Regions from separate parts of the Homo sapiens genome. Here all the other regions are linked to region 3. A link is a loop called in an ENCODE intact Hi-C map of the cell type or tissue named here. Cell type or tissue: Caco-2. All regions are shown on one strand. Region 1 overlaps GPATCH1 (G-patch domain containing 1). Region 2 overlaps GPATCH1 (G-patch domain containing 1). Region 3 overlaps RHPN2 (rhophilin Rho GTPase binding protein 2).

What was found. Hi-C counts contacts between places; a loop is a spot of excess contacts. Peaks named below come from ENCODE experiments on the same cell type or tissue, not always from the same donor. Only the 100,000 strongest peaks of a DNase experiment are listed, where the experiment ranks them.
Region 1: it touches region 3 in a loop (2.5-fold over the local background); 4 of 110 quality-filtered maps call a loop at or near these places.
Region 2: a loop joins it to region 3, with 9 times the contacts of the local background. A loop is called at or near these places in 4 of 110 quality-filtered maps.

What each region holds. Positions count from the first base shown.
Region 1 is chr19:33,114,703-33,122,702 of GRCh38, reverse strand. It overlaps GPATCH1 (G-patch domain containing 1), which reads right to left. Exons shown (of 20, transcript NM_018025.3): 16 at 4,662-4,878; 17 at 3,586-3,693. Among named protein-coding and RNA genes, the nearest start is that of WDR88, 13 kb to the left of the region's middle. RefSeq lists an enhancer at 4,084-4,253. In Caco-2, a CTCF peak has its summit at 3,420 (motif pointing right); no DNase peak of the experiment used is centred here.
Region 2 is chr19:33,096,441-33,104,440 of GRCh38, reverse strand. GPATCH1 (G-patch domain containing 1) reads right to left here. Exons shown (of 20, transcript NM_018025.3): 7 at 7,995-8,000; 8 at 6,539-6,686; 9 at 2,867-2,946. Among named protein-coding and RNA genes, the nearest start is that of GPATCH1, 19 kb to the right of the region's middle. In Caco-2, no CTCF peak of the experiment used is centred here; DNase peaks (open chromatin) are centred at 3,140, 3,460 and 6,240.
Region 3 is chr19:33,044,141-33,052,140 of GRCh38, reverse strand. RHPN2 (rhophilin Rho GTPase binding protein 2) reads left to right here. Exons shown (of 15, transcript NM_033103.5): 2 at 7,777-7,892. It also overlaps the pseudogene LOC124904805. Among named protein-coding and RNA genes, the nearest start is that of RHPN2, 17 kb to the left of the region's middle. RefSeq lists an enhancer at 3,143-3,861. In Caco-2, no CTCF peak of the experiment used is centred here; DNase peaks (open chromatin) are centred at 2,870, 3,000 and 4,540.

The DNA.
Region 1 (8,000 bases), 71 kb before region 3:
AGGGTATCAAAGACATTATGGTAAAGGGACATAAAAGACTTGGCTTTCAAGTGCTGATACCAGTTTGAAACTAAAGAGCCGGCCGGGCGTGGTGGCTCACGCCTGTAATCCCAGCACTTTGGGAGGTTGAGGCGGGCAGATCACAAGTTCAGGAGATCGAGACCATCCTGGCTAACATGGTGAAACCCCATCTCTACTAAAAATAAAAAAATTAGGCAGGCGTGGTGGCAGGCACCTGTAGTCCCAGCTAGTTGGGAGGCTGAGGCAGGAGAACGGCGTGAACCTGGGAGGCGCAGCTTGCAGTGAGCCAAGATTGCGCCACTGCACTCCAGCCTGGGTGACAGAGCGAGACTCCGTCTCAAAAAAAAAAAAAAAAGAAACTAAAGGGCCGAACAACCAGGCCACAGTGGCTCACGACCGTAATCCCAACACTTTGGGAGGCTGAGGCAGGTGGATCACTTGAGGTTAGAAGTTCAAGACCAGCCTGACCAACATGGTAAAACCCCGTCTCTACTAAAAATACAAAAAATTAGCCAGGCACCTGTAATCCCAGTTACTCCAGAGGCTGAGGAAGGAGAATCACCTGAACTTGGGAGGTGGAGGATGCAGTGAGCCGAGATCGCGCCACTGCACTCCAGACTGGGTGACAGAGTGAGACTCTGTCTCAAAACAAAACAAAATAAAACAAAAGTGCTGAACAACTATAGCAAATAAGAAATACATTCACTGCAATTTGTCAAAACTTCATACTTTTTTTCTCTGCTTTTTAATCCTGTCTTTGAAAGCAGTTAGCTAATCAAACCAGTATTCACATATGGGCACCATGAGAAACTATAAAGTGAATAATGATATTTTTATGTTAGTTATATATCTGGGCCATGTTATAGATGTTTGTAAACCCAGCCCTCAAAGAGATGATAAACCAGTGTAAATGTTTTAACTTGAAATGCCAATTTAAGATGCAACTAAATGGAAGTTGTTGACAGATATTTGGGGAACAGAATGGGGGATAGATTGTATTTACTTCTGAGAGGACCATTTTATTGTATTTGCTACATTAGCTAAAGTAAAAAGGAGACTTGGCGGCCGGGTGCGGTGGCTCACGCCTAAAATCCCAGCACATTGGGAGGCTGAGGCGGGCAGATCACCTCAGGTCAGGAGTTCGAGACCAGCCTGACCAATATGGAGAAACCCCATCTCTACTAAAAATACAAAATTAGCCAGCCATGGTGGCACATGCCTGTAATCCCAGCTACTTGGGAGGGTGAGGTAGGAGAATCGCTTGAACCCAGGAGGTGGAGGTTGCGGTGAGCCGAGATTGCGCCATTGCACTCCAGCCTAGGCAACAAGAGCAAAACTCCATCTCAAAAAAAAAAAAAAAAGAAAAGAAAAGAAAAAGAAAAAGACAAAAAAAGGAGGCTTGGCTGCGTGCAGTGGTTCACGCTTGTAATTCCAGCACTGTGGGAGGTTGAAGTGGGTGGATCACTTCAGCCCAGAAGTCATGCAGTGAGCTATGACAGCACCACTACACTCCAGCCTAGGTGACAGAGTGAGACCCTGTCTGAAAAATAAATAAATAAATAAATAAAATTTTAAAAATATATTAGTCTTAAATACTCTTCTTGCAATTCCCCTCCAATTTTGTATACTATTTTTTTAATTTCTCTTTTTCTTTTTTAATTTTTTTTAAATTAATTAATTTATTTATTTTTTGAGACGGAGTCTTGCTCTGTCGCCCAGGCTGGAGTGCAGTGGTGCGATCTTGGCTCACTGCAAGCTCCGCCTCCCAGGTTCACGCCCTTCTTCTGCCTCAGCCTCCCCAGCAGCTGGGACTACAGGCACATGCCACCACGTCCGGCTAATTTTTTTGTATTTTTAGTACAGATGGGGTTTCACCGTGTTAGCCAGGATGGTCTCGATCTCCTGATCTCGTGATCTGCCCACCTCGACCTCCCAAAGCGCTGGGATGACAGGCGTGAGCCACCGTGCCCACCCTTTTTTTTTAAATAGAGATGGGTCTCCCTGTGTCACCCAGGCTGGGCTTGTCTCGGACTACTGGGCTCAAGCGATCTGTCTGCCTTGGCCTCCCAAACTGCTATTACAAGTATGAGCCACCGCACCCAGCCTCTTTTACCTTTTTTTTTTTTTTTTTTTGAGACAGAGTCTTGCTCTGTCACCCAGACTGGAGTGCAGTGGCGCGATCTCGATCTCGGCTCACTGCAACCTTTGCCTCTCAGGTTCAAATGATTCTGGTGCCTCAGCCTCCTTACTAGCTGGGATTACAGGCACACACCACCATGCCTGGCTAATTTTTATATTTTATATTTTTATAAAATTTTAATGTATAAAAATATATAATTTTATATATAATTTTATATATCATTTTTATGTATAAAATATATAATTTTATATATAATTTTTATATATAATTGTTATATATAAAAAATTATAAAAATATATTAAAATTTATAAAATATCTAAATATATATATTTATATGAATATATTTTAATATGTATTTATATATGAATATATATTTATTTTAAATATTTACATATTTTATTTAAATATATTTAGAAATATATTTAAATTAAGTTAAAATATATTTATTTTAAATATTTAAATTTATATTTTATATATATATAAGTATAAATATATAAAATATAAATATATAAATATATAAATATATAAAATATATAAAATATAATATATAAATATATAAAATATATAAATTTGTAAAATATATAAAATTTATAAAATATAAAAATATATATAATTTTTATATATAAAATATATAATTTTGTATTTTATATTTTTATAAAATTTTATAATTTTTATAAAAATTATAGTAGAGATGGGCTTTCACCAAATTCACCAGGGTGGTCTCAAACTCCTGACCTCAAGCAATCCTCCCACCTCGCCCTCCCAAAGTGCTGGGATAACAGGTGTGAGCCACCAGCCCAGCTAGAGCCATTGTGCCTGGCTGCAGCCCCTTTTTTTTTTTTTTGAGGCAGAGTCTCACTCAGTCACCTGGGCTGGAGTGCAATGGTGCAATATCGGCTCACTGCAACCTCCACCTCCCGGGTTCAAGCGATTCTTCTGCCTCAGCCTCCAGAGTAGCTGGGACTACAGGCGTGCGTCACTACGCCCAGGTAATTTTTGTATTTTTAGTAGAGACGGGGTTTCACTATGTTGGCCAGAATGGTCTCGATCTCTTGACCTCGTGATCCGCCCACCTCGGCCTCCCAAAGTGCTGGGATTACAGGCATGAGCCACTGTGCCCGGCCAGGCTCTTTTTCTTTAAGCTCTGTTGGGAAACTTATATTTCTATAACAAAACTTAAGATACTTAGGACCCTCCTGTAAACATGTGGCAGGTAAAGGAAATAAAGTTTGGAGGTCTCTGAAGGTGTATAGAAACAACTATCATTTCAGGCACTAGGTGGAGACAACGGGTTTAAAATATGACTGAAAACATATAAACCAGAAGCAAGCACGTATGTTTGGTCGGCTCTAAGTCACACTGTCCCCATCTCAGGGCAATCACACACTGATAAAAATGGGCGAACCAAAGGGCTCTGCACTCACTGGGGCAGAAGACGGGAGGCAGCCGCGGGCCGAACTCTTCTCTTTCATCTATCTGCATCTTTTGTATCGGGAAGGAAGGTGGCGGCTCCTGGGGTGCTGGCACAAGAGCTGAAAAACAGCGGGGTGTTCATGTCATTCGTCTGCCCCATGTTAATGTCTCTGAGTCTTTCATTCATGTCTTTTGCCACCAGATAACATATGCTTGCCCACACCACTTCACTCCTGCCAGGTGCTAAGGATGCAGCAGTGAACACGCAGACCCCGGTGCTGCCCTTGTGAACTCCAGAGCTGGAAGTCAGTCACACGAGGGCACCTGCAACCAAGGGCAGCAATGGCTGAGGTACAGCGTGCCAAGTGCACCCGTGGGCACGTAGCCTAGCGCCCCTAAGACCTGAAAAGTAGAAATGTGTCCCCAAGAAAGGGCCATCTGAGAAGGAAAATCTTACAAACCATCAGGAATGTAAGACTATGTATGTCCCATCACAGAGAACTGCGGGAGACAAGTTTCACTCAAAATAAATTATCAAAGAAAAAACCTTGAAGATAAATGATCATATTCACGTTAATAATCTTGTTTTTTAAGCAGATTACTATATATTCAGATAGAAGAGATATAAAAATTTTAAAAGTCTGGAAAACTAGCCGGGCACTGGGATTATGCCTGTAATCCCAGCACTTTGGGAGGCTGAGGTGGGCAGATCACCTGAGGTCAGGAGTTAGAGACTAGCCTGGCCAACATGGTGAAACCCCATCTCTACTAAAAATACAAAAATTAGCCAGGGGTGGTGGCACATTCCTGTAGTCCCAGCTACTCAGGAGGCTGAAGTGGGAGGATTGCTTGAGCCCAGGAGGTGGAAGCTGCAGTGAGCCGAAGATTGCGCCACTGTACTCCACCCTGGGGACAGAGCCAGATCCTGTTTCCAAAAAAAAAAAAAAAAAAATTATATACATATAAAAGATTACATATCATTGATTGCTAATCATTCGGGTTTAAGATTATAGAGTAAACAGAGAAGCAGCTGTCCTAGAGTCATTGTCTTCTCCTTTAGATCCCCGAGTCTGAAATACTGACATACCGTGAGCCACAGATGATGTTTCCCCCAAGTCAGTGTCTTGGGAGCTTTGGAAGTTGGCCTCCCCAGAGCCTGCCTGATCATCTTCACTGTCACCTTGCTCATCCTCGGAGGATGAGGACTTTTCATCTGAGGAACTGGCAAAGATGGCCCTGAATAAGTCCATGGATGGGCGGCTCCCTTCTCCTTCAGCCTGTGCGTCCACATCTTTGTTGACGGTCTGTATTGACAGTGAAATAAGAGTCAGGGATACAGAGGCAAGGGTAAAAGGGAGGAGACATTCTAGAATACACTCCCAGACACACATATTTATGTTTATGCTCATGTACATGGGTATCCATAGCCACACACCACCCAACTAAACAGTGATCACTCACATAGCTTCTATTTTTGTGGTGTTTCCGAGTCAACAACTGTACAATGTGCTGATGAGGTCAAAGAAGCAAAACCGGGCCAGGCGTGGTGGCTCACCCCTGTAATTCCAGCACTTTGGGAGGCCTAGGCGGGTGGATCACAAGGTCAGGAGATCGAGACCATCCTGGCCAAAATGGTGAAACCCTGTCTCTACTAAAAGTACAAAAATTAGCTGGGCATGGTGGTGGGCGTCTGTAATCCCAGCTACTAGGATCCCCAAAAATGCAGTAGAGCACTGTGCCTCTGTTCTATTTCCAAACTCAGATTCAGGCAACTTAACAAACCCCAAACAAAATAAACTCAAAAGAATTCACACCCAGATACATCATAATCAAACCGCTAAAATCCAAAGACCAAGTAAAAATCTTGAAAGCAGCTAGGAGAAAAATCACATCATTATGTACAGAGGAATAATAATTTGTTTTGGGGTTTTTTGAGCCAGGGTCTCACTCTGTCACCCAGGCTGGAAAGCAATGGTGCGATCATAGCACACTGCAGTGTTGACCTCCTGGGCTCAAGTGATCCTCCAACCGTAGCCCCTTGAGTAGCTGGGACCACAGGTGCATGCCACCACACCCAACTAGTTTTTTAATTTTTTGTAAAAGATGGGGTCTCACGATGTTGCCCAGGGTAGTCTCAAACTCCTAGCCTCAAACAAGCCCCCTGCCTCAGCCTCCCAAAGTGCTGGGATTATAGATGTGAGCCAACACACCCAGCCTGAGGACAATTTGAATGGTTGAAGATTTCTCATCAGAAATCACGAAACCCCGGAGGAAGTAGCAGTTTAATTTAAAAAAAAATTGGCCATGCGCAGTGGCTCACGCCTGTAATCCCAGCACTTTGGGAGGCCGAGGCGGGTGGATCACGAGGTCAGGAGATCGAGACCATCCTGGCTAACACAGTAAAACCCCGTCTCTACTAAAAATACAAAAAATTAGCCAGGCGTGGTGGCGGGCGCCTGTAGTCCCAGCTACTCGGGAGGCTGAGGCAGGAGAATGGCGTGAACCTGGGAGGTGGAGCTTGCAGTGAGCTGAGATCGCGCCACTGCCCTCCAGCCTGGGTGACAGAGCGAGACTCCGTCTCAAAAAACAAACAAACAAAACAAAACAAAAATTATCAACCCAGAATTCTATATCCAGCAAAAACATCCTTCAGGAATGAAGACAAAATATAAGACATTCTCAGATAATGGCAATTTAAGAGAATCACTTGTTGGAACTGGTCTAAAAGAAATGCTAAAGGAAGTTCCTCAGACAGAAATGATAGGTGAGGGGAACGTGGAACTTCAAGGATGAAGAAAGAGCAACAGAAATAGAAAATATCTGATTAAACAGAGTAGGCTATTGTCTCTGCATCGGTTCTTTTAAAATATGTTTAATGACTAAAAGCAAAAATGATCACCACTGGTTTGATGGCATTTTCATTGTGTGTACATGTAATATGTAAGACAGCATAGAGGGAGGAGAGTAAAAGGACCTACATAGTGCTAAAGCTTCTCTATTCTACTGGAAGTGGTAAAACATTTAATTCTCAGTAGACTGTAAAAAGGTAAGTAGGTATACTATAATCCCTAGAGCAATCACTAAAAAAAAAATACCAAGAGAAAAAAAATAGAAAAATTCAAATGGAATATAAAAATTATTCAAGTAATCCAAAAGAAGGCAGAGAAGGGGAAAAAAAGAAACAAAAAAGAGTGGTAATAAACAGAAAATATAACATCATACACGTAAATCCAAAAATATCCATGATCACATTAAATGCAAATGTCCAATATAAATTATCAAAATGTATTTTAAGAAAGACTCAGTGACACGGTGTTTATAAGAAACCCACTTTAGCCAGGCGCGGTGGCTTATGCCTGTAATCCCAGCACTTTGGGGAGGCTGAGGCGGGCAGATCACCTAAGGTCAAGAGTTTAAGACCAGCCTGACCAACATGGAGAAACCCCGTCTCTACTAAAAATACAAAATTAGCCAGGCATGGTGGTGCCTGCCTGTAATCCCAGCTACTCAGGAGGCTGAGGCAGGGGAATTGCTTGAACCCGGGAGGCAGAGGTTGCGGTGAGCCGAGACAGTGCCATTGTACTCCAGCCTGGGCAAGAAGAGTAAAACTTCATCTCAAAAAAAAAAAAAGAAACCCACTTTAAATATAATGAAACAGATGTGTTAAAAAGAAGATGAAAAAGATATATACTACGCAAACACTAAAGAAAATTACCAGGGATAAAGATGATATTACATAATGTTAAAAGGGTCAACTGGGCATGGTGGCTCACGCCTGTAATCCCAGCACTTTGGGAGGCCAGGGCAGGAGGACTGCTTGAGAGCAGAAGTTTGAGACCAACCTGGAAAAACATAGCAAGGCCCTTTCTCTGAAAAAAAAAAAAAAAAAAAAAAAAAAAAAAATTAGCCAGGCATGGTGGTGTGTGCCCGCAGTCCCAACTACTCAGGAGGCTGAGGCAGGATTGCTTGAACCTGGGCGTTCGAGCCTGCAGTGAGCCATTATCACAACACTGCACTCCAGCCTGGGCACAGAGTAAAAGCCGGTGTCAGAGAAAAAAAAAAAAAGATCAATTCACTGAAAAGAAATAGCAATCCCAGTTCAAGACCAGCCTGGCCAACATGGTGAAACCCCATCTCTACTAAACATACAAAAATTAGCCAGGCATGGTGGTGCGCACCTGTAGTCCCATCTACTTGGGAAGCTGAGGCAGGAGAATCACTTGAACCCGGGAGGGGAGGCAGAGCTTGCAGTGAGCCGAAATCATGCCACTGCACTCCAGCCTGGGGGACAGACCAAGACTCCATCTCAAAAAAAAAAAAAAAAAAAAAAAGAGAGAAATAGCAATCCTAAATGTATATACACCTAAGAAGTGCACTTCAAAATACATAAGGCAAAAATAACTTTGGAATACAGTTTGACAGCTTC
Region 2 (8,000 bases), 52 kb before region 3:
TACCACCACACAAAAACCCAGAGGAACATGGCAGAAAGGAGGAGTGTGTCCACAACTTCTCTATATCCTCCATGGGATTCAAAGTATTTCTTTCTTTTTTTTGAGACAGGGTCTCACTCTGTTGCCCAGGCTGGAGTGCAGCAGCCAATCACAGCTCACTGCAGCCTGGACCTCCCAGGCTCAAGCAATCCTCCCACCTCAGGCCCCCAAGAGGCTAGGACTACAGGCACATACCACCACACCCAGCTAATTTTTTTTTTTTTTTGTATTTTTTGTAGAGATGGGGTTTCACCATGTTGCCCAGGCTGGTCTCAAACTCCTGGACTCTAGCGATCTGCCCGCATTGGCCTCCCAAAGTGCTAGGATTACAGGCGTAAGCCACCATGCCCAGTCTTGGATTGAAAGTATTTCTCTCTGTCTGTCTGCCAAATCATTGTTCTGTTTGACCTCTAGATTCAGATCTAGAGAACCATCTAAATCTGTGTGTGAAAGGCTAGATGAACACAGCCCTCCTCTGAAGTGTTCCTGCCCAAAGCCCTACTCCAGAGAAGCGCCAGGAACCCCCAGGACTGTGTCTCTCCACTTAGGGATGTTTGCCCACGACTCTGTATTTGTGTATCTGCTACCTTTGTTGGATGGGAGCTACCTGGGGCCAGGCTGGCCTATTTATCCTAAGGACCAGTGAGTGCTTCTCCATCATTTTTAAACTATGCTTCCTTTTCTTTTTTTTTCTTTTTTTGAGATGGAGTCTTGCTCTGTCACCCAGGCTAGACGTGCAGTGGCACAATCTTGGCTCACTGCAACCTCCACCTTCCAGGCTCAAGTAATTCTCCTGCCTCAGCCTCCCAAGTAGCTGGGTTTACAGACACGTACCACCATGCCTGGCTAATTTTTGTATTTTTAGTAGAGGTGGGGTTTCGCCATGTTGGCCAGGTTGGTCTCGAACTCCTGACCTCAAGTGATCCATCCGCCTCAGCCTCCCAAAGTGTTGGGATTATAGGTGTGAGCCACCGTGCCCGGCCTTATGCTTCCTTTTCATACATGTAAAACACCTGCATTTTCCTTTAATGTTATTTGACATTTCTGGTAATAATAGCAGCTTACTGTATGCCCGACACTGTCCTAGATATATTCTGCTGGCTATCACAACACATGAACTATCACAATGAAACAAATCAAAACTGTCCCCTGGCCTCCCGTGTCCCAGACAAGCACAGGCCAATCCTTAGAGGTACTGAACAAATGTTTGCTGAATAAAAAACAAAAAGCTGATTAAAGCGTGAAACAATCTAAAACAGGAATGCTGACAAGGCAGATGGCCAGACACCCCTCCTGGGCTGGCCAGCACCCTAACTCCCTCCTGAGTGTGCCTGTGAGCATGTGACTTTGGTGGTGACAGGAAGAGCGCCATGTGGCCTAAGAGCTTCACATGTGGCTGTGACAGCATCTCACAAAAACAAAGCAATCTGCAAAGGCACGCAGAGCTCTCCTCCAACTTCACCCACCTGCACACGGCTTCTCTCCCTTCTGCTCGGCCCCAGCTGAGGAGGCCAGGGAACCTTGCCCCTGCTAGCTTCAGAGCATGGGGAGGAACCAGGGCTATGGGTTATCCAGCTTTCTGAATGTTTTCTACTTTTCCTTAACCTACATTTCCCCTAGAATCATAGCAATTTCATTCTCTTTCTAATGTATGTCTCTTTTCATGTAAATAACCACTCACTTGAAGTTTGAATTTGAAATATTAGCGGCCGGGCGCGGTGGCTCACGCCTGTAATTCCAGCACTTTGGGAGGCTGAGGCAGGCGGATCACAAGGTCAGGAGTTCAAGACCAGCCTGACCAACATGGTGAAACCCCATCTCTACTAAAAATACAAAGATTAGCCAGCCGTGGTGGTGCACGCCTGTAATCCCAGCTACTCAGGAGGATGAGGCAGGAGAATCGCTTGAATTTGGGAGGCGGAGGTTGCGGTGAGCTGAGATTGCATCACTACACTGCAGCCTGGGTGACAGAACAAGACTCCATCTCAAAAAAAAAAAAAAAAATAGAAATTAGATATTTTTATCACAATGTAGCTACTGACTGATATTTCTTTTCTTTTCTTTTCGATACGGAGTTTTGCTCTTGTCGCCCAAGCTGGAGTGCAATGGTGCGATCTTGGCTCGCTGCAACCTCTGCCACCCAGGTTCAAGCAATTCTCCCTGCCTCAGCCTCCCGAGTAACTGGGATTACAGGCGCCCACCACCACACCTAGCTAATTTTTGTATTTTTAGTAGAGATGGGGTTTTGCCATATTGACCAGGGTGGTCTCAAACTCCTAACCTCAGGTGATCTGCCAACCTTGGCCTCCCAAAGTGCTGGGATTACAGGCGTGAGCCACCACGCCTGGCCAACTGATTTTTTTTTTTTTTTTTTGAGACAGAGTTTTACGTGTTGTCCAGGCTGGAGTGCAGTGGTGTGATCTTGGCTCACTGTAACCTCCACCTCCTGGGTTCAAGTGATTCTCCCACCTCAGCCTCCCTAGTAGCTGGGATTACAGGCATGCGACACCACGTGCGGCTAATTTTGTATTTTTAGTAGAGACGGGGTTTCTCCATGTTGGTCAGGCTGGTCTTAAACTCCCGACCTCAGGTGATCCACCCACCTTGGCCTCCCAAAGTGCTGGGATTACAGGTATGAGCCACTGCGCCTCGCCCTGGTATTTCTAATGTAGAATGTTTTTCTAGACAATCACTAGTAACCAGGCTGTTGTTTTTTGAAAACAGAATTTACTTATCTTTCCTGTTGTTAATAGAACTCAGATCACATAGCAGCAAATATTTTAAGAACTAAACCAGTAAAAAAAGAAAGAAAAAAAGTTTTTCTTACTTTCTTAGAAGATAAAGGTTTAGAAGCCAAGGAAAATCCATCCAAAATTTTGCCAACGTACCGAAGGTCTTTCTCTGATTCTACAAAATGATGTCATAGATTAATTCCAGAAGTAGAGATGATTAGAATAAGACAGAACACATCAGCATTTTACGTTCTTATCTCTAAGAACATAAATAGTACGTGTCATACATGCTATCACTCAACAGCAGCAGTAAAGGGAAGAACAAGTGGTAAGCAAAGCCCCACACCTCTGTTGACTCAGTGACTAAGGCCCGGCCCACACCGCCCTGGACAGATTGGGCTACCCAGGTCACAAGGCTGTGGTCCTCCAAGACAAGCATATTGACGTGATTTTTAGAAGAAGTACCTTAGGGGCACCAAAGGATATACCCCGTGGAGTAAAAGATCAAGAAAAACCACCAAAAGGACAAGCATGGAGGAAAATACAAATCACAACTGTGAGAGCGTCATGTGTAAAACTAGGTGAAGAACTACAGGGTGACTACCTGGCCATCTCCTTAGCAACAATCCAAATAGGGATGAAAGGCAATGCCACCAGGTCAGCCTGTAATCTTTAACAAGACATAAAGATCACAGACATAGGAAACTGAATGACCAATGCCCTCTGACCTGGAGGTGGGGATCGTCTTCTGGTCATAGAGACAACCCCACCAACAAAAGCTCTTTGATTTGATTCTCAAGGTTTTCCTGCACGTACTGGTTACGCCAAAAGTCCGTATAAATGAACTGTATTCTCTGCACTCAAAAGCCCCTTCTGAAAAAAAAAAAAAGCCCCTTCTACATGACCATCAAAAGCTCTTTCACAGGCTAGGAGCTCAGGCCTGAAGCAGGAACAGCAAGCAGTGCAGATGAGCTAAGGCTTTTAGCCACTCATCATTCAGCACCACCACATCTCTCCCCTCCCCACAAAACCATTCTTTGTGCTTTGACTCCTGTTGGGCTTTTTTTTTTTTTTTTTTTTTTTGAGATGGAGTCTCGCTCTGTCACCAGGCTAGAGTACAGTGGCACAATCTTGGCTCACTGCAACCTCTGCCTCCTGGGTTCAAGTGATTCTCGTGCCTCAGCCTCCCGAGTAGCTGGCATTACAGGCATGTGCCACCACACCCAGCTAATTTTTGTATTTTTAGTAGAGACGAGGTTTTACCATGTTGGCCAGGATGGTCTCGATCTCCTGACCTCGTGATCTGCCTGCCTCAGCCTCCCAAAGTGCTGGGATTACAGGTGTAAGCCAATGCACCTGGCATGTTGGGCTTTTTTTAAAGCTTCTAGAACTTACTAAAATTTCTTCAGGTAATGTGGGATTCAATTTCACATTCTTGGAACTTGTATTATCTCAAAACCCAGAAATTTCATGTTTATGAGTTCATTCTGAAGAATTCTGAAGAAATAAACAAATGTACATAAAGACAGAATCAGAAAAATATTCATTATAGCCCTATTGATCATGGAAAAAAAAAATGAGAATTTAAAAATCAACCATGGCCAGCCATGGTAGCTCACGCCTGTAATTCCAGCACTCTGGGAGGCCGAGGCGGGCGGATCACCTGAGGTCGGGAGTTCAAGACCAGCCTGGCCAACATGATGAAACTCCATCTCTACTAAAAACACAAAAATTAGCTGGGCGTGGTAGCAGGCGCCTGTAATCCCAGCTCCTTGGGAGGCTGAGGCAGGAGAATTGCTTGAACCCGGGAGGCATAGGCTGTGGTGAGCCAAGATCAGGCCATTACACTCCAGCCTGGGCAACAAGAGGGAAATTCCTTCTTCAAAAAAAAAAAAAAAAAAAAATTAGCTGGGCGTGGTGGTGCACACCTGTAATCCCAGTTACTCAGGAGGCTGAGGCAAGAGAATCGCTTGAACCCGGGGGACGGAGGTTGCAGTGAGCCGAGATCATGCCACTGCTCTCCAGCCTGGGTGACAGAGTGAGACTCTGTCTCAAAAAAAAAAAATTTAAAAATGTAAAAAATCAACCGTGGAGACTAGGTAAAATAAAGATAGATTCACCGAATAGAAAATCATACAGTCAAAACTACAGATGCTGTGACCCTGCAGGGGGGGAGAGAGGAAGCTGGGGGAGAGAGGCCACAGCAGAGAGGGACAAGGACAGGCTCGGAGCTCAGTGGAAGGAGTGAGAACCAATCAGCTGGGGGCAAAGCTGGTGCACGAGGGAAAAGTGAAAGATGTGGTTCAGCAGGCGGACTTAAATATATGTCATTACATATCATTAATTATTAAAGGATTGATATATTGTTATTAATATGTTGTATATTAAATATCATTTATATTAACAGATATAGGATATTATCAATTTCATACTCCCACCACTTTTAATAAATAATGAATAATTAAAATAGATCAATACATTACTATGTAATAATGTATTGGTATGTTACATAATATACCAATAGTATTGATATATTAATTATATAAAATATAAATCATATACAATATATAATGGTATATTGATTATAATATAGTATTAAAATTAAATAGTATATTATGATATATTAATATATCTTCATTTAAGTTATATAAAAATAATCCATAGTTTGGGGACAGAAATCAGAAACTATAGGGAGGCAAAAGGAAGAAGGCTCAGAAGCTAAATGACTCAGGGGAAAAAAAAAGAAAAACATTGGAAGGAAAAAAAAAAGGAAGTAAGTACTAGCAGCCCACTGACCACCCGGAGGTTAAGTCTCCTAACACTGGGTACACATGCCCTTCCAGTGTCCTGTGTAAAACCCTGGGTTCCCTGTCATACCATCCCAGTCAAGTGACACATGACTGTATGATAACCAAAGAATAGTAGGTGCCACTTCTTCAGTCTTTGGGACAGGTGCTTTGCCAGACACTGAGTTATGCCACTTAATCCTCACAACCACCTCTGGAGTGGATTTTATCCTCACTTTACAAATGTGGACTCCAATGCCCAGAGAGGTTATGAGCCTTGCCTAAGGTCACAAAGCTGGGCAATGGAGAGCTGGCATCCAAACCCAGGTCTGACTGACTCCAAATCACATGCTGCTAATACCGACTCTACACTGTCTGGCCCTGCACCTTTTCTGGAAACAACTGAAATGTGACTTCAAACCACAGGATCTGATTCACCTTGAAATTTCAACACAGCATGAAGTTAAAGTTGTGTTGAGAGATGTCAGCCTCTTATCCCAACAAGAGCCTCCTCAGAGCCAGGGACTCAAGGGAGAAGACGGACTGGGCGCCCAGCTCCATCTTGCTGCAGGCTGTTGGTGTACCTGCCTCCTGGTCCCCTGGCTTGACCTTCTGACCTGCTGCATGTGTTGGCCTCCTTTGGCCACCTGCCCAGTTCCTCGAGCTCTGGGTGCTTCCCTTTGACCCACTGCCAGCTCTGACCAGCCATGTGGTCACTGGTCCAGGCATTCCTCTTTCCCTGATTACAGACCTCTCCCTCCCTCCCACCTGGGCCCCACCTTGACAGCTGGCTTTGGCCTTGGCCAGGTCTGAATCCTGCATTTGTTTCACTTCCCATGCTGGGCCTCGCTTCTTTGTTTTGTTTCTTACCGTGACTTTGACCAACAACAGAGGCTGGTGCTCCTGTATCGCTCTTGCAGCCCCTCCTTCCTGATACCCTGACACTTGGTCCTGCCATTAGGTTTGTGGCTGTCGAATTACCTTTCTGGTTTTTATACTGCCTGGGTGCTGTCCAGCCATAGAGTCCGTCTCCAGGCTCCTCGTCCTTCAGAACAGTGTCATACTTGGATAGAGTTTCTGTGGCATAGATATCATCATCTTCCTCTTCCAGGGCACCTACACCAAAAGCCTTTAAAAAAACAAGGTTTCAAACTGAGCACAGGTGTTAGGGTATGTCTGGGATCTTCAGGGATAAAGCTACTTTAAGGATGTGATTGGAAACCATGTTAGCACTTCAAGATCACCAAGAGAGAAGTGAACGGGGGTCCCAGATCGACCAACACACACACAAGTTTTCTGGAAAACAGTGACCAGAGGTGAATGCCATGTCCCTACTGCCAACACTGCCCTCCAGTCCCCACAACAGCCATGGCTCCAGGTCCCAGCACAGGAAGAGGAGTGGAGAACAAAGCCAAGCAGCAGTGCAGGGGTGGAAATGTGGCTTCCAAGAGGAGAAAGGAAGAAATGTTCATCAACTGATCAATGCGGCCTGGGCCAACGCTGGTGGCTGGGGTCTAAGGGCCGCTGCTACTCTACTGCCCGCTGGAAGAACTCCTACTCTCTGCGGAAAGGAGCCTCTAACAAGTAGCATTTTTGTTTAAAAGACTGAAAAAAAAACACGTTTATAAAAAGAAAAGGTGGGCCGGGCGCAGTGGCTCACGCCTGTAATCCCAGCACTTTGGGAGGCCGAGGCGGGTGGATCACCTGAGGTCAGGAGTTCAAGACCAGCCTGACCAACATGGAGAAACCCCATCTCTACTAAAAATACAAAATTAGCCGGGGTGGTGGCGCATGCCTGTAATCTCAGCTAGTCAGGTGGCTGAGGCAGGAGAATCGCTTCAACCCGGGAGGTGGAGGTTGCGGTGAGCCGAGATCGCGCCATTGCACTCCAGCCTGGGCAACAAGAGTCAAACTCTGTCTCAAAAAAAAAAGAAAGAAAGAAAGAAAGAAAAGGTGGCCAGGCGCAGTGGCTCATGCCTGTAATCCTAGCACTTTGGGAGGCCGAGGCAGGTGGATCATCTGAAGTCAGGAGTTCGAGACCAGCCTGGCCAACATGGTGAAACCCCGTCTCTACTAAAAATACAAAAATTAGTGGGGCATGGTGGCACATGCCTATAATCCCAGCTATTCAGGAGGCTGAGGCAGGAGAATCACTTGAACCCAGGAGACAGAGGTTGCAGTAAGCCAAGATCGCACCACTGCACTCCAGCCTGGGTAACAGAGCGAAACCCCGTCTCAAAAAAAAACAGAAATGGTAATAATGAAATGGCAAAGTCACCATTTTAAAAATGCATTTTAAGAAAGAATCTTTGACCTGATTCCACTTGAGGATTAGGGGGAAAAAAAAAGAAAATAAAGAACCTCTAAAAAGAAGAAAGAAAGAAAGTAGACTCATTTATCAATGACTCCCCCTTTATAAAATAGAAAATAATTTTACCTGGCC
Region 3 (8,000 bases):
TGCCTCCAGTTTTATATTTTTTTTTTAACTTAACATAAATTTATTTTTCACAGTTCTAGAGGCTAGAAATCCAAGATCAAGGTGCCAGCACGGTCAGTTTTTGGTAAGGGCTCTCTTTCTGACTTTAATTCTTTTTTTTTTTTTTTTTTTGAGACAGGGTCTCACTCTGTCACCCAGGCAGGAGGGCAGTGGCAAGTTCTCGGCTCACTGCAACCTCCGACTCCCGAGTAGCTGGGACTATAGACACACGCCACCACGCCTGGGCTAAGTTTTGTATTTTTTGCTTGAGACAGGGTTGCACCATGTTGGCCAGTCTGGTCTCAAACTACTGACCTCAAGTGATCCGCCCACCTCAGCCTCCCAAAGTGCCATGATTATACACGTGAGCCACCACACCAGGCCTTTGTCTGATTTTAGACAGCCACTTTCTCACTTTGTAAGAAACTTGTAACAGTGGCAGAAATGTCACTGTAGCTGTGATCTGTCTGTTCACTGAACAGATTTCACCTAGGATAACATTCTGAGGCTTTTCTCTGGGCACACATTTAGTTGTTACACCACATTATTTAGCTGTTTTATGAGCTTAAGAACAGTAGTTACAAGCAAGGTGAATCCGCATTGCTGCACTCAAAGCTTTCAGATAGGTGTGTGCCACACTAATATAAACGGTTGCTGTACACGTACAGAGAAACTTCTCTAGTAACGAACTGTAGAAATGATCCCTGGAAGTACAGTCTTCCTGCCTGTGGGCTTTGTCTAGGTGCTGCTCTTAAATACGTGTCTTACAGGTGAACAATCTGACTGTACATTAAGGGCATGTAAGTGACCTGTAAAGAGAGTTTTCACTCTAGGCCAGTGCGGTGGCTCGCACCTGTAGTCCCAGCACTTTGGGAGGGCGAGGTGGGCAGATCACTTAAGTCCAGGAGTTTGAGACCAGCCTGGCCAACATGGCAAAACCCTGTGTCTACTAAAAATACAAAAATTAGCCGGGCATGGTGGTGTGCACCTGTAATCCCAGCTACTCAGGAGGCTGAGACAGGAGAATCGCTTGAGTCCAGGAGGCGGAGGTTGCAGTGAGTTGAGATCATGCCACTGCACTCCAGCTTGGGTGACAGAGTGAGACTCTGTCTCAAAGGAAAGAAAAGAGTTTTCACTCTAGGTAAACTTATTTGAGTTAGTACTTTTTTAGTTGCAGGTGCTAGAAAATTTAATCCAAAATAACTTTGGCAGATAAACACACCCTAGTATGTTCCTCCAATAGAATTCTATCCCACAATAAAAAAGGAACACACAAATTAGCCGGGTGTGGTGGCGGGTGCCTGCAATTCTAGCTACTCAGGAGGCTGAGGCAGGAGAATCGCTTGAGCCCGGGAGGTGGAGTTTGCAGTGAGCCGAGTTCACGCCACTGTGCTCCAGCCCGGGCAACAAGAGCGAAACTCTGTCTAAAAAAACAAAAAAAGGAACAAACTACTGGTAAATGAAACAGCATGGGTGAATCTGAAAACATGGTATTGAGCAAAATAAACCAGACATAAAAGTCTACATCCTATCTGATTACATTTACATAGTTCAAAAGCAGACAAAAATATGTGGTGATAGAAATCAGAGTATTGGTTGCCTGGGGATGATGGAAATGTTCTGTGTTCTGTATTTTGATAGGAGTGATGGTTACGCAGGTTTATATGTTTGTTCAAACTCATTGAACTATATACTTAAAATATGTGTATTTTATTATATATAAATTGTATCTCAATTCAGAAAATTGAGATACAAAGAAGGGAATGAATTGGTTGCTGTAAATGAAAAGTACAGAGGGATGGCTTCAGGCCTAGCTTGATCCAGGGCTCAGATGACATCGCCAAATCTGTTTCTCAGCTCAGCCCACCTGGGGTTGGTTCCCTGTCTAGGGAGACACTCTTCTGCTGGTGGTAAGGTGGCTGCAACTGCTCAGTGTCACAGCCTCCCAGGTTCAAGGCCAATGAGGACCTCTTCCTGATGGGTTTCGATTGACCCTGATCTTCAGGCTTTGGTTTTCCAATGGGCCAGGCAGAAGTCAGATGTTCTTCCCTTTGGAAAGGATGTTGGGGGAGCATGGATTTACACACACACCCCTGCCCCCCACCAGGCCATCATGGGCTATGAGGCGGGAGAGTGGGCTGGCATCACTGTTCCCCCAAAAGATGTGGGGTGATGGTGGGCAGCCATCACCCATGAAGGGGTGTCTGGGGGTTGCATGCATTCCTACCGCTCACACCGCCTCACCGCTCATCCTGGAGCAGCAGGAAGGACAGGGTCTTAAATCCCACCCCAACTTTTACTGCCTGCCTCTAGGATCTCAAGTTGCTCATATAGCCTCCTTGCTGCAGAACCATGGGATCCGAGATGCTGTACCAGGGTCCACATAAGCGGGCCGACCCCAGGAGTTGCCTGTAAAGCTGGTGATGACACGGGGGTTCACTCAGTACTTGCTTTTCTTGGGTGTTGGCTGTTTGCCCACTCTTCAAGTTTCGGGACTGACGGAAATGTCCGAACCTTAGTGTGGGAAGGGAATAGACTCTGTGGAGGAGAAAGTCTCACTTCACTGTAGAACTTGTCAACAGCAGATCCCGAGGTCAGGACAGCTCAGTTGGCCCCACAGGTGTGAGAGGTTTAGCCCCAGTCCCTGGTGCAAACCCTCACTCCAGTCTCAGAGCGGCTTTGTGTTCTGTTGAGAACCAATCCCTGTCTCTGAGTTGCAGAGGCTATTCTGGAAGCTGTTTGTTCAGGGCTAAGGTCTCGTTATTACACAAGATAGGGGGTGGGGTGAGAAATGTATGGGTGGGGATGGTGGACCCGCCACCTTGTCCCCTACAGAGCAGCCCCTGGCAGGGGCTAGTAGATGGCCAATAGTTTCTGGTGATGCCAGGGAGTCTTTCTGACAGTCTTGTCCAGATTTACCTCTCAGGGAAGTTTCCACACACAGCCCCGTGGGTGTTTCTTGTGTTCCCCAGCAAAGCCCAACATTCCTACCTGTCAGGAATAAGTAATGTGGTTTCGGGCCCAATTACTCAGTCAAATCTAACCCTAAGTGTTCCTATGCCTTATCTAGAAACCTGACCACATATCTATGGGCTGGTTAGGGCGTACTGATTCCAGGCCAGCAGAAGTTGGGGAAAGTATACGAACAGAAAAAAAAACATTCTTATCCGTAGTTTGGAATGGCTGCTTATCTGAGCTCTGGGAATGTACGTAAAGGAATTAGTTATTCAAGCTTCCCTGTAAAATGAAACACAGCAGTGGTGATCCAGGTAATTCAGAGTCAAACTGAATCGTCGTCATTTTTGGAAGTGGAAAGGAAAGAGATGAACAGTTATTTTAGTTATTTAATATTTAATTATAATAGCTTAACATTAAAGTTTTTTTTTTTTTTTTTTTTGAGACTGAGTCTCGCTGTGTCACCCAGGCTGGAGTGCAGTGGTGTTATCTTGGCTCACTGCAACCTCTGCCTCCCGGGTTCAAGTGATTCTCCTGCCTCAGCCTCCAGAGTAGCTGGGATTATAGGCGCATGCCACTACGCCCAGCTAATTTTTATATTTTTAGTAGAGACAGGGTTTCACCATGTTGGCCAGGCTGTTCTCGAACTCCTGTCCTCAGGTGATCTACCCGCCTCAGCCTCCCAAAGTGCTGGGATTACAGGCGTGAACTACTATGCCCGGCCAAAGATATTTTAATCTTAAATCTGAAGAAAGACAAAATTGGAAACCGTTTAATGCTTTAAACGATATTAATTTTAAAATCCATTCCAGGGCTGGATGCCATGGCTCATGCCTGTAATCCCAGCACTTTGGGAGGCCGAGGCGGGTGGATCACCTGAGGTCAGGAGTTCGAGACCAGCCTGGCCAACACGGTGAAACCCCATCTCTACTAAAAATAGAAAGATTAGCTGGGTGTGGTGGTGGGTGCCTGTAATTCCAGCTACTCAGCAGGCTGAGGCAGGATAATCACTTGAACCCAGGAGGCAGAGGCTGTACTGAGCTGAGATCGTACCACTGCACTCCAGCCTGTCTACAGAAGCCAACTCGAATTCCGAATATCTGTGCAATTTGAACTTGGGGGAAAGTGTCCTTGCGAGACAGGGAAAATTAGGTTGTGGGGCTATGTGGGGGATGGGTGGTGGTGACCTGATGGGAAATGAGAATGAGAAGTCTTTTATTTTTATTATTATTTAAAAATTTTTATTATTATTTGTAGAGACAGAGTCTCACTCTGTTATCCAGGCTGGAGTGCAGTGGCGCAATTGTAGCTCACCGCAGCCTCAAACTCCTGGCCTCAAGCGATCCTCTGGCCTCAGCCTCTCAAAGTGCTTGGGATTACAGTTGTGAGCTACCATGACCATTCTGGCCAAGAATGAGAAATCTCTGTGGAAGGAGAATACTGGGATTCCTGAGGAGGTTTCCGCTATAGATAACTCACATCTCCCTCCCTGGGGTCCAGGCCATGGGTGTGGCTTGGGCAGAGGTCGGAGAGGCCAGGTGTGTGCAGGCCTGAGATGTGACTCAGGGAGAGAGAAAGGGCAGTCTCTTCACCACGTAATACTACCCGCCAGACCGCTCCCAGGGAGTAACCGCAGTGGGCAGGACCTAGAGATAAGCGGCAAAGAGGAATGTGGGCGTATCCCAGGTCCTGAGGCTTCTACCTGTCTGGGGTGGGAAGAACACCATTCAGCTAAAATGCAGCTTTTATTCTGATCTTAAACTTTTAGCGTGAAGCGTTGTAATCCAAATACCCCAGGGCACAATGGTCAGAGAACACAGACAATTTGTTGAAAAAGAAATTAAAGTGTCAAGATTATATGGAAAAACCTTTACCTTCACTGTTATAATAAACATACAAATTAGAAGAATGAGCTATCTATTTTTGCATGTCAACTTGACAGAAATTAAAAATAATTTTCAACCAGACAGATAAAAAGACAATCCAGTTTAAAACTGGGCAAAGGAGAGCTGGGTGTGGTGGCTCACACCTGTAAGACTAGCACTTTGGGAGGCCAAGATGGGCAGATCACTTGAGGTCAGGAATTCAAGACCAGCCTGGCAAAAAAATGGTGAAACCTTGTCTCTACCAAAAAATGGAACAATTAGCCGGACGTGGTGGCATGCACCTGTAGTCCCAGCTGCTCAGGAGGCTGAGGCAGGAGAATCACTTGAACCCAGGAGGTGAAGGTTGCAGTGAGCCAAGATCATACCACTGCAGCAGTCCAGTCTGGGTGACAGACTGAGACCCTGTTTCAAAAAAAAAAAATGGGCAAAGGATCTGAATTGATATTTCTTCGAAGAAGATATACAGTTGGCCAATAAGTTCATGAAAAGATATTCAACATCATTAACTGTCAGGGAGACACAATTCAAAACCACGATGTGAGACAGCACACACATAAGGTAGCTGTAATAAAAAAGATAGACCAGCACCTGTATTGGTGAGATGTAGATGAATTGGAACTCTCATCCTGTTAGTTGGGTTGTAAAATTGTATAACCACTTTGAAGAGCCTGATAGTTCCTCAAATCATTAAACATAGAATAAATCATATGATCTAGACCGGGCTCAGTGGCTCACGCCTGTAATCCCAGCATATTGGGAAGCCAAGCCAAGCGGATCACTTGAGGTCAGGAGTTTGAGATCACCCTGGCCAACATCATGAAACCCGCCTCTCTACTAAAAATACAAAAATTATCTGGTCATGGTGGTGCACGCCTGTAATCCCAGCTACCCGGGAGGCTGAAGCAGGAGAATCGTTCGAACCTGGGAGACAGAGGTTGCAATGAGCCGAGATCGAGCCACTGCACTCAAGCCTGGACGACAGAACAAGCCTCTGTCTCAAAAAAACAGAATCAAAAATAAAAACAAAACAAAAAAACCACCTGATCTAGACATTTTATTTCTATATTTATAGCCAAGAGAAACAAAAGCACATATCCATATAAAACCTTGTACGCACATAAACAGCCTTATTCGTAATAGTCAAAAAGTGAAAACACTCCCCATGCCCATTGTATGATGAATGATGAATGGATAAAGTACACAAGTGTGGTGTATCTATGTAATGAAATCTTATTCAGGGACAAAAACGGACAAAGTTCTGATACATGCTACAACCTGGATAAACCTTGAGAACATCATGGCAAATGAAAGAAGCCAGATGCAAAGGCCACATATTATATGATTCCGTTTATATGAAATAATCTTGAATAAGCAAACCTGTAAAGACAGAAAGTAGATTGGTGGTTGCCTAGGGCTGGGGTTAAGGGGAAAAGGAAATGAGGAGCGATGCTAATGGCTACTTGCTTTTTTTTTAGGCTGATGAAAATGTTCTAAAATCAGATAGTGGTTGATGGGCGTGGTGGCTCGCGCCTGTAATCCCAGCACTTTGGGGGGCTGAGGTAGGCAGATCACTTGAGGTTAGGAGTTCAGGACCAGCCTGGCCAACATGGCGAAACCCTGTCTCTACTAAAAATACAAAAATTAGCCAGGCGTGGTGGTGGGCACCTGTAATTCCAGCTACTCGGGAGGCTGAGGCAGGAGAATCACTTGAACCTGGGAGGCAGAGGTTGCAGTGAGCCGAGATTGTGCCACTGCACTGCAGCCTGGATGACACAGCAAGACTCCATCTAAAAAAAAAAAATCAGATAGCACTGATGGTTCTGTAACTCCTGAATATACTAAAAACCAATGAATTGTTTATTTTAAAAGGGCAAAACGTATGGTATATGGATTATATCTCCATAAAGCTGTTACTAAATAAAAAAAGTAGGCCAGGCGCAGTGGCTCACACCTGCCATCCCAGCCCTTTGGGGAGGCCAAGGCAGGTGGATCACTTGAAGTCAAGAGTTCAAGACGAGCCTGGGCAACATGGCGAAACCCTGTGTCTACTAAAAATACAAAAATTACCTGGACATGGTGACATGCACCTGTAGTCCCAGCTACTTGGAAAGCTGAGGCATGAGAATCACTTGAACCCAGGAGTCGGAGATTGCAGTGAGCCGAGATCGCGCCACTGCACTGCATCCTAGGCACGCAGCGAGACTCCATCTCCAAAAAAAAAAAAAAAAAAAGTAGATACTCAGTAACAGTGAGGGGGAAAGCGGTCACAAGGGTGTGGGTGCCTTTCTGTCCTGGAGGATGATTGGGCTGGCCCATGGGTAGCCCTGAAAGGTTTGATCTTATAACTCTGCCCTAGAGATATGTCTTTAATTAATTTATTTATTTTTGAGACAGCGTCTCACTTTGGTTGCCGAGGCTGGAGTGCAGTGGCATAATCTCGGCTCACTGCAACCTTCAGCACCCAGGTTCAAGCGATTCTCGTGCCTCAGCCTCCTGAGTAGCTGGGATTATAGGCGCCCACCACCACACCTGGTTAATTTTTTGTATTTTTAGTAGAAACAGGGTTTCACCATGTTGGCCAGGCTGGTCTTGAACTCCTGACTTCAGGTGATCCACCCGCCTTGGCCTTCCAAAGTTCTGGGATTACAGGCATGAGCCACAGTGCCTAGCTCAGACCTTGTCTCTAAAATAAATTACATAAATAAAATAGATGAGAAGGAAAGACCAATTCACAGTGGCTGTTTTGCAATTGTGTTGTTATGAGCGACTTTTCTTTATACTTTTCAATATTTTCTATGTAGATGCTTTGTTTTCAGAAAAGATTATTTTTAAAGTTAAACATTTTCCATTATATTAAACCCTGTCATCATTTTTAGAGTGGCCGACCTCTGAAGGGGCATCTCTTATTTTTCCTCAGGGCTGTAATCCCCTTGCACAAACCGGCCGGAGTAAATTGCAGAATCAAAGAGCTGCTTTGAATCAGCAGATCCTGAAAGCCGTGCGGATGAGGACCGGAGCGGAAAACCTTCTGAAGTAGGTGTCTTCTGGCTTCCCTGCCTCTCCTGAGTCCTAGTCATCTGTTCCCTAAACTCCCAGGCCAGGCTCTTGGTTTCAGCTTTGGGTTTCCTCCTCATTTCTGGC